Regions from separate parts of the Homo sapiens genome. Here region 1 is linked to region 2. A link is a loop called in an ENCODE intact Hi-C map of the cell type or tissue named here. Cell type or tissue: heart left ventricle. All regions are shown on one strand. Each heading gives the region's core, and the rest is flanking DNA. Links, peaks and the distances in the headings are about the cores only. Region 1 holds the start of HES4 (hes family bHLH transcription factor 4). Region 2 holds the start of LOC284600 (a long non-coding RNA gene).

What was found. Peaks named below come from ENCODE experiments on the same cell type or tissue, not always from the same donor. Only the 100,000 strongest peaks of a DNase experiment are listed, where the experiment ranks them.
Region 1: it touches region 2 in a loop (3.0-fold over the local background); 2 of 110 quality-filtered maps call a loop at or near these places.

What each region holds. Positions count from the first base shown.
Region 1 is chr1:994,922-1,003,233 of GRCh38, reverse strand. It overlaps HES4 (hes family bHLH transcription factor 4), which reads left to right and starts at 3,137. Exons shown (of 4, transcript NM_021170.4): 1 at 3,137-3,368; 2 at 3,447-3,542; 3 at 3,621-3,708; 4 at 3,802-4,270. The coding sequence starts at 3,261. The coding sequence ends at 4,175. RefSeq lists an enhancer at 955-1,094 and silencers at 1,145-1,494, 2,572-2,621, 2,722-3,101, 3,172-3,311, 3,862-4,171. In heart left ventricle, for the core only: CTCF peaks have their summits at 1,026, 1,227 (motif pointing right) and 4,062; DNase peaks (open chromatin) are centred at 1,253, 2,383, 3,043, 4,073 and 7 weaker places; H3K4me3 peaks cover 4,678 bases; H3K27ac peaks cover 3,277 bases.
Region 2 is chr1:901,355-909,666 of GRCh38, reverse strand. LOC284600 (a long non-coding RNA gene) reads right to left here and starts at 4,552. Exons shown (of 5, transcript XR_007065342.1): 1 at 1,455-4,552. RefSeq lists a silencer at 4,798-4,907. In heart left ventricle, for the core only: a CTCF peak has its summit at 4,898 (motif pointing left); DNase peaks (open chromatin) are centred at 4,216, 4,896, 5,586, 5,826 and 2 weaker places; H3K4me3 peaks cover 1,622 bases; H3K27me3 peaks cover 1,434 bases.

The DNA of each region.
Region 1 (8,312 bases), core at 217-8,216, 93 kb before region 2:
GAGGCCAAGGGCACAGACCCAGAGAGACAGACACACAGATGGGAGCTGTCCTGTGGCAAAGAAGGTGGGAGGAACACAGTCCCCGGAGATCCTGGAGTGGGCTCCCTGGCAGGGGGCAGGGAGCAGGGGGGTCTCTTCCTCTCCAGAAGAGCAGAGGCAAGTGCTGGTGGCCCCTCCTGCCTCTGCTCAGCAAGGACCCCAGCTGCTGCCCAGGGGCAGGAACCCTGGCAGATGGGCGTGGGTGCTCACTATGAGTTGGACGCCGTCAGTGGCTTTAAAAGTAGAATCTCCTGGCCAGGCACGGTGGCTCACACCTGTAATCCCAGCACTTTGGGAGGCTGAGGTGCGTGGATCACCTGAGGTGGGGAGTTTGAGACCAGCCTGACCAACATGGAGAAACTACATCTCTACTAAAAATACAAAAATTAGCCAGGTGTGGCGGCACACGCCTGTAATCCCAGCTACTCCAGAGGCTGAGGCAGGAGAATCGCTTGAATACAGGAAGCAGAGGTTGTGGTGAGCCCAGATCGTGCCACTGCACTCCAGCCTGAGCGACAAGAGTGAAACTCCGTCTCAAAAAAGAAAAAAAAAAAGTAGAATCTCCTATTAAGACCAGCCTGGCCAACACAGTGAAACCCCATCTCTACTAAAAATACAAAACACTAGCCGGGCGTGGTGGTACATGCTTGTAATCCCAGCTACTTGGGAGGCTGAGGCAGGAGAATCGCTTGAACCCGGGAGGCAAAGGTTGTGGTGCCACTGCACTCCAGCCTGGGCAACAGAGCGAGACGCTGCCTCAAAAAAAAAAAAAAAAAAAAGTTAGCTCCCTTTTACAGATGAGAAAACAGGTACAAGGAGGGGAAGTGAGCCCATCTAAAAACCAGTGAGGGAATGATCAGTCCCAGCCACGCTTGGCAGGGAGGAGACTCACGCCTGTAGTCCCAGCACGTTGGGAGGCCGAGGCAGGAGCATCGTCTCGGGCCAGGAGTTCGAGACCAGCCTGGGCAACATAGGGAGATCCCCATCTCTACAAAAAAAAAATAAATAAAAACGATCCTCAGGCTCCTCCTTCCATCCCGAACTCCCTGCCTGTCTAGGGACTGGGGGAGGCCCAGAGCCCCCCCAAATTTCTTCCCAAGCCGGGGCCCAGGGGCTGGGGAGATTCAGGCCGGCAGCTCCCCTGGGATGACCCCCAGCAGGAGGCGGCGGCGACTGCGGCCACTGGGGGCGCTCGCGGGCTTTCCCGCCCGGGCCCAGCGCTCAGGCCGGGGAGGGACGCGGGACGGGGACACCATCCACACCACCTCCTGGGCTACGGGGCCGGTCCGAGCCTCTCCAGCGCCGAGGCGCGCGCAGAGAGGTCGGGGCAGGAGAGCCGGGGCTTAAGTGCTCGCGGGGCCACCTCCGAGACGCCCGCCCAGCCCCCGCGGCTTTCCCCAGTCGGCGAGGGGCGCGGACAGCCTCTCGGCGGAGAGGGCGCCACCCCCGCTCCGGCCTCGCAGCCCCCCGCGCCCCTGTGCAAGCGGCGGGGTGTGGGGGGCGCCTCAGGGGCACCGCGGAGGGCCGGGGTCAGCGCCGCGAAGAGGGCGCCTTCCCGCGTGGGCCGCAGGACTTTGCTTGGGGCCAGATTAGACGTGGGGTCCGAGGGGAGGGGAAGCTTCCGCACAGAAACCCTGGGTCCAGGTGCCCGGGCAGGGGCGAACCTGCCAATCAGCCGACTCCCTGGCTCAGAAAAGCTCCCCAAAAAGTTCCCCGACTCCCTCCCCGACCAGAAGCTCCCGGTTCTCGCTGGCCCAGCTCCCCCTCCCCACCTCCCTCGTCCCTGCGCCCCCTTCGCACCCTGGGAATGCCACGCCCTCCCTTGAGGCTTCCCCCCTGAGGACCCCCCACCCCGCAGAAGCCTTTGGGACCACCCGGCGTCAAGAAGGCTTTTGTCCACCCAGGCCACCCACCTAATTCGGTTCTCTTACGTGACTGCTGAGTCTGCCATCTGCCTCCTGCCCGGATTGAAAGCCCGGGAGGGTCTCCACACCCGGGCCCAGGCCAGGCTCTCCAGGGGGCTCAGGAAGCCTCCGCTGCACGGACGCGTGAGGCCGCCGGGGACCCCGAGTGCGGAAAGGACCAACGTGCCCCGCAGCGGCATTCGAAATAAAAACAGCAAACACGAAAATAACCACAGCCCTGTTTTACGCAACCTGCCCCTTTGCAGTTATATTAACAGTGGCCCCTCATTTTTCTGTGAGCCCCACTTTGCTGCTGCTGAGTTCGCCAGCGGGTCACCTGGAAGCACGTGGCGACACGGGCCACATGACGTCATCCCAGCAGGCTTGCGTCATCGCCCCGGGTGCCTGGTGACGTCACCAGCCCGCTCGCGTCACGCGCACGTTCTGCTCCTCGTGGTCCGGCCCGGCCCGCGCCATCACCGGCCCTGCTCTGCGGGGCCACCCGTGCGCCCCTTCGCCGTCCGCTGACTCCGCCCTCCCGCCTGCCGACCCGGCCGCCGACCTTCCCCCGGCTCTGTCGCTCCCAAGGCTTTCTGCAGCCCTCCGTGCTCCAGGCCGCACACCTGAGGGTGGGACCCCCGGAGGCCGAGCCGGTGTCGGATCAAACTCGGAGACCGAGCAGGGCCCAAACCGGGACCGGAGTGGGGACGGGCGGAGGAAGCCAAGAGGCTCGAGACCGAGGCTCGCCCACCCCTCGGCGCCGCCGGACCCTGCGCCACTGGGGGAATTTCCTTCCCGACTTCCCGCGCGGCCACAGCCCCAGCTCCGTCCAGCCCCGGCTCCCGGCCCCCTGGGCGGGAGAGTGAGCCCCGAGACTCCGCCCAGCCCCGGGGGTCCCGGGCCCCGTTCGCCCCCAGCGGCCCCTCCCGGCGCGTTGCTCGGCCCCGGCTGCATCGGGGAGCGCGGGATCACCCGGCCCTGTCCCCAGCGGTGTCGGAGGGGGGCGCGGGCGGGGGCCCCGCATGCCATTGTCGCCCGCGGAGGCCGCGCCCGGAGCCGAGGCGTGACTGACAGCGAGCGGGGGAGGAGCGCGGCCGTCGATTGGCTGGGGCGAGTGTGGGAAAGAATGCGGAGCCGGGTTCACACACCCCGCGGCGGCGAGGCCTTAAATAGGGAAACGGCCTGAGGCGCGCGCGGGCCTGGAGCCGGGATCCGCCCTAGGGGCTCGGATCGCCGCGCGCTCGCCGCTCGCCCGCCAGCCCGCCCGTGGTCCGTGGCGGCGCGCTCCACCCGGCACGGGGAGGCGCGGGGCGCACCATGGCCGCAGACACGCCGGGGAAACCGAGCGCCTCGCCGATGGCAGGAGCGCCGGCCAGCGCCAGCCGGACCCCAGACAAGCCCCGGAGCGCGGCCGAGCACCGCAAGGTGGGGTCCCGGCCGGGCGTGAGGGGGGCGACCGGGGGGCGGGAGGGACGCGGGACTCAGCCGGTGCCCGACCCGCAGTCCTCCAAGCCGGTCATGGAGAAGCGGCGCCGAGCGCGTATTAACGAGAGCCTCGCTCAGCTCAAAACCCTCATCCTGGACGCCCTCAGAAAAGAGGTAAGTCGGGGGCGAAGGCCCGAGACCCGGAGTCTGGGTCGCAGCTGACCTGGACCTCCCGCCTATCCCCGCCCCCAGAGCTCCCGCCACTCGAAGCTGGAGAAGGCGGACATCCTGGAGATGACCGTGAGACACCTGCGGAGCCTGCGTCGCGTGCAGGTGACGGGTGAGGCGCGGGCGGCGGCGGCTTGGAGGCGGGGGGAGGGCGCGGGACCCCCGGGACCCGGCACCGACCTCTCCTCCTGTGTCGCTCCCGCAGCCGCGCTCAGCGCCGACCCCGCCGTTCTGGGCAAGTACCGCGCCGGCTTCCACGAGTGTCTGGCGGAGGTGAACCGCTTCCTGGCCGGCTGCGAGGGCGTCCCGGCCGACGTGCGCTCCCGCCTGCTGGGCCACCTGGCAGCCTGCCTGCGCCAGCTGGGACCCTCCCGCCGCCCGGCCTCGCTGTCCCCGGCTGCCCCCGCAGAGGCCCCAGCGCCCGAGGTCTACGCGGGCCGCCCGCTGCTGCCATCGCTCGGCGGCCCCTTCCCTCTGCTCGCGCCGCCGCTGCTGCCGGGTCTGACCCGGGCGCTGCCCGCCGCCCCCAGGGCGGGGCCGCAGGGCCCGGGTGGGCCCTGGAGGCCGTGGCTGCGCTGAGGCTGTGGCCCTGAGACTGCATCGGAGGCGGCGCCCCGTTCTAGGGCCGTGGCCTTTGCCGAGACTGTAGCAGAGAAAACGTATTTATTATTCCAGAGTCTGCGTCACGAGTTTTCTTTCTTTGTCTTGGTGAAGAGTTGACTTTGGGAGCGCCCCGCAGCCACGCCGCGCCGGGGTCCCGCCCTCCTCCCAGGGCCGCGGTCTGCAGGTGGCTGGGGGCGTCGGGCGGGCCCGGGGGGGCGGGCTGGGGGCGGGACCGAGGACTGAGGGCGACCCCTCCGCTCCGCGCCCTCCGCTCCGCGCCCTCCCCTCCGCATCCCTGCAGCCCCGCATGCGCACCCGCCCTCTGCCCCCGCGTTGGGTTTGCCTCGCTCTGCGGTGGCGGTTGTGAGGGGTCCCCCCGGAGGCTCAGGTGGGAAGCTCAACGTCCCTGAGTGCCCAGAATCTTCCCGGTGCTGGAAGGCGGTCGCGCAGCATCGCCGGGCAAGTTACTTTTCGGAGGCCCCTTTCCCGACTCCCAGTCCCCGGACCGCGGAAGGCGGAGGCTGCGGTCCTGAGCGGCGCTGGGATGAGGGCGGCCGCCCTTGGCCCTGAAGACCCCCGCTGGGTTCTCCTGTTAAGTGCAGAGCTGCCCGTGCCCACCGCAGACCCCTCCTCCAGGCGTCTGTGCGGGGGGCGCCCGGCGGGAGCGCGCGGGTCCGAGCTGGGCTGTGGACACCGAGTGCCGGGGCCAAGGACGTCGCTCACGAGGGCGTCGGCCCTGCCCGCAGCCTCCCCTGCCCCGGTAAGGGAGGTTCCGCCTCCCCAGTGGGTGAGGACTGGGGGCTCCTCCCTCATCGTCCCGAGCACGTGCCGTTGTCGACCACCGAGTTACCAGGCAGCGCCGGACGTTCCCCTGAACCAGCGCCGCGGTCGCCATCCCGGTCCCGCGTTCGGGGGGGTCCGGCGCAGTTCGAGGCACTCAGCCGAGGCAGAGGGTCTCCCCCTGAGCCGCACCCAGGGCCATTTCCCAACTGGGGCCGAGTTCACCAGGGCCCACGGGAGGCGAGCGAGCCCTCCCACCAGCACTGGCCCTCCAGGCCCCAGTCTGTGCCTCCATCAGGAGCCCCCCTGGGCCCTCCAGGACACAGCCGTGCACAGCTTGTAGGAGCCTCCCAGGCCCAACAAGCCAGGCCACCCCTGGCCCCTGGCTGCCCTGCCCCCTCCCTGAGCTCCGAGGGCCAGGCCAGTGACCCTGGGCGGGGTAGCATTGGGCTGGGGGTCCCACCCTTGGTCCCCCCAGCAGTCCTACTCTGGGGGTCCTGGTCCCAGGAGAGCCTCAAAGTAGCCCTTCCCCTTGGGAGCCTGAGACCCCATGAGGGAGGCCCCCTTCTCCTTGGGAGCTTGAGACCCCGTGAGGGAGGCCCCCTTCCCCTTGGGAGCTTGAGACCCCGTGAGGGAGGCCTCCTCAGCAGCACAGGAAGGGACGGTCTTCTTGGGGGCAGCTGGAAGCTCAGCGTGGCCGGGGGAGGGGAGTTGCTCAGAGAAGGCATCAGTGCAGAAGGGGAAGGAGGGCCTGGGGCAGCGAAGCTGGGAGTGTGGGGAGGAGCTCAGGGTAAGAGAGGCACCCCACAAAGTCACCCGGGCTGTGGGTCCCAAGAGGGCAGGGCATCTCTCCACCAGGCTCTGGCCTTGAATGCCCTCTCCACTGTGGCGAAAGGGCCCTGCATAGCTGCCCAGGGACCACTCAGGTTCTGGGGGAATCACAGTCCTTGGGCAGTCCCTTCGCAGTCTGGGTTCCTTTGTGCTCCACACCACCTGCCCCCTGGCTTTTCCCCCTTGTTTCCTCCTAACTTGTCGTCCATCCCATCTGCCGCAGGCTGGGTGGTGCATCATCCGGGCCCAGCTGGACGGGGCTCCAGAGGGCGAGGGCTGAGTCTGTCCAGAAGCTCTGTCCTCAGCACCCAAAACAGGGAAATGGACCCACGGGGACCTAATCCATCCCTTTGAATGACAGAGCTGGGAGGTTTGGGTTAGACTAGCGAGGTCTCAGGAAACACAGCCTGAGGGGCCGGGCTGGACGGGGGCAGCATAGGGGCTGTCCTGGGCTCCCCCTCAGGCCGCCCCCTTCTCAGAGCCCCCCTCGGGCCTCCGGGAGCCAGCCTCTGCCTACACCCAGCCAGGACGCCCACCAGAACCTGCTTAGGCACGCGGGGGTTCTTTCTGCCCTCCCCACCCTGCATCCTGTGGCCCCAGACGTGAGGTGCCCCCTCCCGCGGGGGGTCCTTTCTGCCCTCCCCACCCTGCATCCTGTGGCCCCAGATGTGGGGTGCCCCCTCCAGCGGGGGTTCTTTCTGCCCTCCCCACCCTGCATCCTGTGGCCCCAGACGTGAGGTGCCCCCTCCCGCGGGGGGTCCTTTCTGCCCTCCCCACCCTGCATCCTGTGGCCCCAGATGTGGGGTGCCCCCTCCAGCGGGGGGTCCTTTCTGTCCTCCCCACCCTGCATCCTGTGGCCCCAGACGTGAGGTGCCCCCTCCAGCGGGGGGTCCTTTCTGCCCTCCCCACCCTGCATCCTGTGGCCCCAGATGTGGGGTGCCCCCTCCAGCGGGGGGTCCTTTCTGTCCTCCCCACCCTGCATCCTGTGGCCCCAGACGTGGGGTGCCCCCTCCAGCGGGGGGTCCTTTCTGCCCTCCCCACCCTGCATCCTGTGGCCCCAGATGTGGGGTGCCTCTTCCCGCGGGGGGGCCTTTCTGCCCTCCCCACCCTGCATCCTGTGGCCCCAGATGTGGGGTGCCCCCTCACGTGGGGGTCCTTTCTGCCCTCCCTACTCTCCAGACATTTCCTGCCCCTCCCCACCTCAGGTGGCGGCTGCTCAGCAGCTGGGGTCTGGCCCGGTCCCCCATCCCTGCCCCTCCCCAGCGATTTTTATCTTGGCTTTTGGTTTTCTGCTGAATAGTAGGTGAAAGTCATCTTCTCGGTGGAGGGGGTGTGGCTGGCAGCCCCTGGTCACTTCCAGTTCATCTCTCACTGCCTCCTTGATGAGGACCAAGGGTCAATAAATGTTTGCTGAATTCCTTTGCCTCTGGGGTGTCTGGGCCGTGTGTGTCTGGGCTTGTCTGCCGCGGGGGGAACGGGGCAACACAACCGCAGATCACAGGCTTTTGAAATCTGGAGAACCTCAGTCCCTGTGGTGACCGAAGTCTAGGCCAGGCCCATGAACTCCGGGCGCCGGCAAGTTAGGGATGGGGGTGGGGTTGGGGCTGCCTGGAGCCGGGGCTTGTGAGAGGTGAGGCTGAAGCTCGCCCCGCCGGGTTCTGTGGTCACCTGGGTCCAGGACTGTCTCCTCACCATGCCTGGCTGCTGCCCCACGGCCCCCTGGAGCCCCAGGGTTATACCCACCTCGGACGCAGCCGGGGCAAGGGCCCTGGGGTGGCAGCCTCCCTGATGTCCCACTGTCCCCTTCTGGCATTCACACCTCAGTGTCCTGAGGGTCCAGTGATCTGCAGGATCAGCAGGGTTCTGCCCAGGTGATGGGCTGAGAGTGAGACCCTGTCTCAGAAAAAAAAAAAAATCAGTTGACTGTAAATGTGAGGACCTATTTCTGAACCCTCAATTCTTTTCCATCGATCTATACATCTATCCTTGTTCTATTATCAATCACACTGTCTTCTTGATGACTGTAGCTTTGTAGTAAGGTTTTCTTTGTTAGATTGGGTTTTCTTTTGTTTTGTTTAGACAGAGTCTCTGTCGCCCAGGCTGGAGCGCGGTGGCACAATCTCGGCTCACTGCAACCTCCGCCTCCCGGGTTCAAGCGATTCTTCTGCCTCAGTCTCCCGAGTAGCTGGGATTACAGGCACCCACCATCGTGCCTGGCTAATTTTTGTATTTTTAGTAGAGACGGGGTTTCACCTTGTTGAAGCTAGGCTGGTCTCGAACTTCTGACCTCAAGTGATCTGCCTGTCTTGGCCTCCCAAAGTGCTGGGATTACAGGCTTGAGCCACCGCACCCAGCCCACTGTCAGGCGTTTCTTTATAGCAATGTGAGAATGAACTTACAGTCAGCCTATAAGCTCAGCATGGAGCGTGGAGAGAGGAAGCTGGTGGGCAGAGGAAGGCAGCGGCATCTGAGCCGTTGGGCTCACTCTGACCTGGACAGGGC
Region 2 (8,312 bases), core at 50-8,049:
ATACCAGCAACGGTGCGCCCGGGGGCCTGACCCCGACCACCGCATATACCAGCAACGCCCGGGGGCCTGACCCCGACCCCCGCATATACCAGCAACGGTGCGCCCGGGGGCCTGACCCCGACCCCCGCATATACCAGCAAAGGTGCGCCCGGGGGCCTGACCCCGACCACCGCATATACCAGCAACAGTGCGCCCGGGGGGCCTGACCCCGACCACCGCATATACCAGCAAAGATGCGCCCGGGGGCCTGACCCCGACCACCGCATATACCAGCAACGGTGCGCCCGGGGGCCTGACCCCGACCCCCGCATATACCAGCAACGGTGCGCCCGGGGGCCTGACCCCGACCACCGCATATACCAGCAACGGTGCGCCCGGGGGCCTGACCCCGACCCCCGCATATACCAGCAACGCCCGGGGGCCTGACCCCGACCCCCGCATATACCAGCAACGGTGCGCCCGGGGGCCTGACCCCGACCCCCGCATATACCAGCAAAGGTGCGCCCGGGGGCCTGACCCCGACCACCGCATATACCAGCAACAGTGCGCCCGGGGGGCCTGACCCCGACCACCGCATATACCAGCAACGGTGCGCCCGGGGGCCTGACCCCGACCCCCGCATATACCAGCAACGGTGCGCCCGGGGGCCTGACCCCGACCCCCGCATATACCAGCAAAGGTGCGCCCGGGGGCCTGACCCCGATCACCGCATATACCAGCAACGGTGCGCCCGGGGGGCCTGACCCGGTGCCCTTCATGAATCCCGTGGCCCAGGAAATGGGCTGAGCAGAATCCCACCTGCTGCAGGGCCAAACCCCCCTCCCTTCCCCCCTGCCCCTCATCCCTCCCTTCCCCCCTGCCCCTCATTCCCTCCCCTCCCACCTGTCCCCTCATCCCTCCCCCATCCCTTCCCCTCCCACTTGTCCCCTCTCCCCTCCCACCTGTCCCCTCATTCCCTCCCCCATCCCCTCCCCTCTCCCCTCCCACCTTCCCCTCATCCCCTCCCCCTACTCCCCTCTCCCCTGTCTCCTCTCCCCCACCCCCTCCTCCCCTCCCACCTGTTCCCCCATTCCCTCCCCCGTCCCATCGCCTCCCCCTTTTCCCTCCTCTCCCCCGCCCCTCCTCCCCCTCCCCTCCCTCTGTCACCTCCCCTGTCCCTTCCTCCTTTCCCTCTTCACCTTCAGTATCTTTGCCTCCTCCTCCCTTTGCAGACACACTGCACACAGGCCTCTCCCAGGCCCTGCTTTCCTTTGAACCATATCTTGTCTCTTTTCCCTTTTTCAGGGAAACTTCCAAAGAACTGGCTGTGGCGGACACCCTATCTTTCTGGCTCTGTGACCTTCCCCTTCCAGCTGCTGCCCCCACCAGCCTGCACCCCTGTTCTGAGAGGCCATCCGCACCTCTCGGTGCCTGCCCTCCTGCCCGCCCTCCTGTGGGCCTGGCCTGCTCCACACCTGCTGTCCACGAGGAGGACCGGCTTGTGCTGCCCTCCGACTTGGCCACACTGGTTCCTGCTGCCTGCAGCTTCCATTCTAACAGGTGTGGGGCTGATCACGAACAAATCCACTAATGAATAAATCAGAAAACTTGTAGGTAGTTATCTGTGGAGAATTAAGGTGATTGTCACTGGGTCAGTCTGGGTGTCTAAGGCCCCATCCTGACAGGGGAACTGTGAGCCTCGCCTTGGCCAGAGGGAGACCCTTCAGGTGGAAGGAACAGCCTGGGAAGTCCCGGGGGGCTTGGCGAGCAGGGGGCAGGGAGCCAGTGATGGGCCCTCCTCCCAGATCGGGGAGGGTCTGTACTCTCTCGGCTGGTCAGAAGGACCGGGCAGGAGGGAGGTGAAGAGGGTGTTTCTTAGCCCTGCGGGATCCCCGAGGAGGGGAAGTTTTCCTGAAAAAGGGAGGGTCCCATGGAGGAAGAGTCAGCTCCAGATGCTCCCTAATCCCAGAGAACACAGACTCCAGCAGGTAAAATCAGGTGCGCCCACAGCCTCACCTCTCCTCCTTGTCCCTTGAGGGTGGGCAAGGAAACAGACAGTGACCCCAGCCCCTCTGGCCAGTGCAAGAGGCTGCAGGGCCTGACATTCTCATCATGGAAAGAAGACTTTTTTTTTTTTTTTTTTTTTTTTAGGAGACACAGTCTCCCTCTGTTGCCCAGGCTGGAGTGCAATGGTGTGATCTCGGCTCACTGCAACCTCCACCTCTTGGGTTCAAGCAATTCTTTCACCTCAGCCTCCCCAGTAGCTGGGATTATGGGCATGCACCACCACACCATGCTAATTTTTGTATTTTTAGTAGAGAGATGGGGTTTCACCATGTTGGCCAGGCTGGTCTTGAACTCCTGACCTCAAATGATCCGCCCACTTTGGCTTCCCTAAGTGCTGGGATTACAGGCGTGAGCCATCATGTCCAGCCAATTTTTTTTTTTTTTAAGATAGGGTCTCACTCTGTCACCCAGGCTGACGTGCAGTGGTACTGTTTTGGCTTGCTGCATCCTGGGAAAGGAGAGTGTAACAGCACTTTAAGGAACAGAAGCCTTTCAATGGCCAGAGAGTGACAGAAAAGTCTTAGGGAGGTAGGGGAAAACGAGAGGCCTGGGAGCCGGGCTCCCGGGACGGCGGTGGCTCAGCCTTCTCTCCTGCGGAGGTGCACCCAGCCCATGCTCCCTGCACTTCTGGCCTCCTCGGGTGTGGTGAATGAGTGTGCTTAAAGGGGAAGCGACAGCCCATGCTCCCTGCACCTCTGGCCTCCTCGGGTGTGGTGAATGAGTGTGCTTAAAGGGGAAGCGACAGCAGACTCTGGCACTGGCTGTTCTGTCTGTGGCTAAGGAGAATGCCCGGGACGTGTGCTGCCTGCAGGGGTGGCAGGACACCAGCTGCAGAGACACCTCCTGTGCTGCCCTCCGGGGTGGGCTCCAGACTCTCTTCCCGGCTCCTGTGCACTTCAGGTGCGGGGGGCCAGCTGAGTTGAAGGGGAGAGGCAGCTGAGTTTCCGGCACTGTCCTAGCCGGCTCTCCTTCATGACCACAGAGACCACCTTGCTCAGAGAGCTGCCCAGGGAGCTGCTGACTAGGGACCCCCACAATTTTGCTGAGTGAGAAAGGGCTGAGGGTGAAAAGCAGGCAGGTCTGAAAGCCAGAGGGCATCTCTGGTTGCACACAGGATGCTCTCACCTCCAGCAGGAGGGTAGCAGAGCCCAAGGGACTAAACATGGAAGAAGGTGAAATACTCAACCAAGGCCAGAGGCCAGGGTCCTGGTTAGGAAAGCTGGAGGCCCTGGCGGACGCGGTGGAGACACCTGGGCAGACATCTGAGTCCCCACTCTTCCTGGAAACTCTGAGCCTATGCAATCAGCTCCTCCTTGGGCACTGGGCCTGAGAAAAGGCCAGCTCAACGGCACATGCTGGGCTGCTGCAGGACACAGCTAGTCCTGGCAAGAGGGTGGGTAGTGAGGAGGGCTTTGACCCAAGAAGATGGCCCTCCCGGGGCTGCCACTGAGGAGACTGAACATGCTAAAGGCCAAGGTCTGCTGTGGAGGCAGGGGTTGAAGCTCCAGGAGGCCCAGAAGGAGCGGGGCCAGCCTGGCAGCAGGCCAAGGGCAAGAGTGCCTGGTGGTGTGGATCTGGGTGGGGGCTTGGTGGGCCGGGTCAAGGGCAGGGCTGGGGGCCAGAGGGGTCCTACCCGTAGTTCAGGGAGATGGGAGGGTGGGCTTAGTGAGGATTTCAGACGTGGGCCTTCATGGTCTCCTGGGGGGTGGACGAAGCTGGTCGTGGTGGAGCCTGGGTGAGGGCAGAGGTGGTACACCCCAGAAGACCCTGCTCCAGGCCGCGGTGGGGTGGGCCCTGCAGCCAGCTTGACCTATTTATTCTATTGAGATGAAATTCACATAACAAAATTAATGACGTTAAAGCAAACAATTCAGTGGCATTTAGCGCTTTCATCTTGTCCTGCAACCCTGACCTCGACCTCGTCCCAGAACACGTCCTCACCCTGAAGGGGAACCATACACGTTAAGCAGTCGGTCCCTGTTGCCCCCTCCCGCGAGCTCTGGCAACCACGATGTCTTTTCTTTATCTGTGGATTCCCTGTTCTGGACATTTTCACGTTTCCCAGGCTCGTCCCTGTCGCAGCGACCGCCTGGGGCTGATGTTCCAGCTGCGCACTGGGCCGCCCTTTGCTGTGAACATTTGCCGCCGGCACGCGCCCAGTCTTCAGCTCTCTGGGGAGCGCCCGGGAGGGGAACTTCCGGGCCTGTGGGAACTTCGTGCTCAACTTTCTGAGGAAGGTCCTTTTGCACCGCGGCTGCACCCGCCCCGACAATGCGCGAGGGGGTCCAACGCCTCCATCTCCTCGGCAGCACTTACGTCCGCTTTTCTGAAATCACAGCCATTCTAGTGGATGTGCCTGGCTGGGTTTATGTCTGTTTTCTCGGTGAACGTGAACGGGGGTTTCGGGCACAGGCGGGGACAGCAGTGAGGAATGGGCGGACGCCCGGGCCCCCCTCACTGGGTGCCCTGCCGGGGTTCCCTGGGACGCGGTGGGGCGGGGAGGGGACCCAACAGCCTCCCCCGCCACGAACGTCCCCAACAGCCTCCCCCGCCACGAACGTCCCCAACAGCCTCCCCCGCCACGAACGTCCCCAACAGCCTCCCCCGCAGCCTTCCCGCACCCCCCGGCACCCCCGACCCTCCGGCCCCCTCCCCTCACCCGCCTCCCCGCGGCGGAGTCCGGCGACGCTCAGAACCGAATTTCCGCGGACAGATCCTCCCGGAACGTGAGCTCTTGACTTTGGAGCCCAGGAAAGACCCCGGCGCTCCGGGCACGCGGCCGTCGTGGCCGCGCGGCTCTTTGTGTTTGCGGGAGGCGGCGGCGCGAGGAGCTGTGGCGCCCCCTGGTGGCGGAGTGCGGCCTGCGCCGGGCGCTGCGGAAGCGGCCACGTTCGGAGGAGGCGGCGGCCACGTTCGGAGGCGGCCACGTTCGGAGGAGGAGGCGGCCGCGTTCGGAGGAGGAGGAGGCCGCGTTCGGAGGAGGCGGCGGCCGCGTTCGGAGGAGGCCACGTTCGGAGGAGGAGGCGGCCACGTTCGGAGGAGGCCACGTTCGGAGGAGGAGGCGGCCGCGTTCGGAGGAGGAGGCGGCCGCGTTCGGAGGAGGCCACGTTCGGAGGAGGAGGCGGCCGCGTTCGGAGGAGGCGGCGGCCACCCGGGCCTGGCGGTGGAGGGGGAGGAGGAGCAGAGGGCGGGGCCGGGGCCGGCGGCCTCTTTGGACCCCGCGGCTTTGAGGGGGCCCCGGCACTCACGCCCTGACCCTGGCGTCCTGAGCCTGCGTCCAAGGGGTTGCCACCTGCCCCGATGCCGCCCCCCACCCCCCCACCCTCTGCTGCGTCCTGGGCTCTACACCCACTGGGGTGGAGGGCTCGCTTCTAATAAAAACGGCAGGACCAGGAAGACCAGGACCCCGGGCCCCTGGGAGTCGCGCTGTCCTCTGCACTGGCCCCTTGTGCATCCTTGTCCCCCTCAGCCATTCCAAAGCCCCGGCCCTCCGCCCCAGGCCTCCCATCCTCCACTCTGAGTGCAGCAGGAACCTCGTGAGATGAGCATGTGGAGGGAGCTCCCCGGGATGCTGGGCTGGGCACAGGGTCTGCAGGGGCCGACGGCCCCTAGGCTGACCTTCCAGAGCTCCCTCTCCAGCCACCCGGGCTCGGCCTGCTGGGAACAGAGCTGCCCCAACCTTGTGCCCGCTGGGCCTCTGTGCAGGGTTCCCAGGACTGCCTTCTGGACACCTTCCCTGCTGGGGTTCTGACAGCGGGGTGGACAGCCTTGCCCAGCCTCAGGGCCGTGCAGCGCCAGGGGTAAATGTGGCTCTCCTTGCACCGCTGCGCCTAGGGCTGCCCTAAGGAAACACAGTCGGTCTCCAAGGCTGGGGCTGCCTCCATGGATGCAGACGGCTCACTGGGGGACTTGAACATCTGTGGATTTTGGTATCTGTGGGGATCCTGGAATCAGTGCCCCACAGATACTGAGAGATGACTGTACCACAGACTGGGTAGGTTAAACAGAAATTAATTTTCTCACAGTTCTAGGGGCTGGAAGTCCAGGGTCAAGGTGTGAGCTGGGCCTTTCCTGGCGAGGGCTCTTACCTGGCTTGCAGATGGCCGCCTGTTCTGTCCCCACACGTCGGAGACAGGGAGTGGGTGCTCTGGTGCCTCTTTTATAAGGACACGAATTCTATCAGATCAGGGCCCCACCCTTAGGGCCTCATTTGACGTTAATTACTTTCTTAGAGGGCCCGTTGAACACTTGTTCAATGAACCAGTTGACGAAAAAGATCACAGTCACACAAGCTAAACCGCAGCACACACCACGCAGTGGTGGGGAGGTGGTGCGAAGTCAGAGTGTGTGTCCCCCCGCCCCAAATTCCTGTGCTGAGGCCCTAACCCCCAGGACCTCAGAATATGGTTGTTTGGAGATGGGGTCTTTAACGAGGCGATTAAGGTGAAATGGGGTCATGGGGCGGGCCCTGATACAATGTATAAGAAGAGGAGATGAGGATTTAGGGAGAAGACGGTGTCCACAAGCCAAGGAGAGGCCTCTGGAGAAGTCAGTCTGTGGACACCGTGACCGCGGACCTCCAGCCCCCAGAATTAGCAAATAAACGCTTGCTGAAGACGCCGCGCAGCCGGCGGGGCTCGGTTATGGCGGCGGCACTGACTAGCACAGGGGCAACTCTTCAGCCCCTCACACGGACCCGCATCCCGGGCCCCCTCGTCCCCTCACGCATGGGCACCCTCTGTATCCAAATCCAGTCTACCTTTCAAAGGAGGAATCTTGAACCTGGATTGACCTCCCAGAACTCAGGTGAGGGGGGATTATTATTATGACGATTTTTTTTTTTTTTTGAGACAGAGTTTCACTCTGGTTGCCCAGGCTGGGTGCAATGGCGCGATCTCGGCTCACTGCAAGCTCCGCCTCCCGGGTTCATGTGATTCTGTCTCAGCCTCCCGAGTAGCTGGGACTACAGGCACCACCACGCCCAGCTAGTTTTTTTGCATTTTTAGACGGGGTTTCACCATGTTGGCCAGGCTGGTCTTGAACTCCTGAGCTAAGGTGATCCACCCACCTCGGCCTCCCAAAGTGCTGGGATTACAGGCATGAGCCACCGCTCCCGGCCTATTATTACTATTAATTAGCCCCACAAACGCACCCCTCTCTCCTGTCTGGGAGCCCAGCCTAGGTTCTCCTTCTAGGCAGTGCAGGGCAGTGTGGGCTGGAGCATTGGTCAGTGTTGGCCAGAATGGCCGTCCTTCCTCTGAGACGAGGGCCCAGGAGATGAGCGGGGGGTGCTCTGTCCACTTCCAGGTTTTGGGCTCTGTTGGGAGACACCCAGGAGTTGCCCCTCCTGTAGGTGACCCCGAGTGCTCCTGAGCTGTACAGTCGCATGGCACCTCCGGAGGGGAAGTCACCCTCCTGGGGCCGCTAAGTCACCTGGTGTCACACACCCACCTCCAGCCGCCTCGCTCTCTCCACCCAGGGTCTAGCATGAAGACTGGCCTCAAGATGAGGTGCTCATGGGCACCTCCCAGACCCACACCGCACCCTGATGTTTCTTGGTAAACAGGGTTGCCTACATTTCATGCCTAATTTGTGTTAACCGAAGAAATTCATATTTTAAACATTTTGCATAACTGGAAATGTATTCCAAAATGTTTCACTTTTGACATAGTTTTGTGAAAAGGTGAAAACAGGACACGCTTGTGTACACACATGCCTACATGGAGGTAGGGAAGCATGTAGTCAGCACTCCTAAAAGCAGCCCTCGAGTGTCTGCTCCGTGTGGGCATTAGGAAAGGGAGGAGCAGGTGGGGTGGCTGTTGCCACCCTGAGTGTCAGGGAGTTTATGCACCATCTTTACCGCTAGACTGTGAGCTCCTTGGGGGCACACCGAGTCTCTGTCACGATGGATTTGCCTAGCAGGTGCTCTGTAAACACTTGTTCAATGAACCAGCTGACGAAAAAGATAAAACGCTCCATTTACAGGCCCAGCAATAGTAAAACGAACACTGCTGTGGCTCCCACTTTGAGAACGCATGTTGCAAATGCGTCATATGTCCTGTGAGTGACACACACTCTCTCCACAAACTCCAGCCTGGCTTCTCAAGGCCTCCTCTGGGCAAAGCCCCGTCTTTGGTCTGTGAAGACTTGGATAAAACAGCAACATAGTTTCTCACAGCCCAAGGGTCTGCCATCGCCACATGCCCACCTGAGCAAACTGAAGGCTGTGGAAGAAACTCCTGTTCCGACACCTGAGGAGACACCTG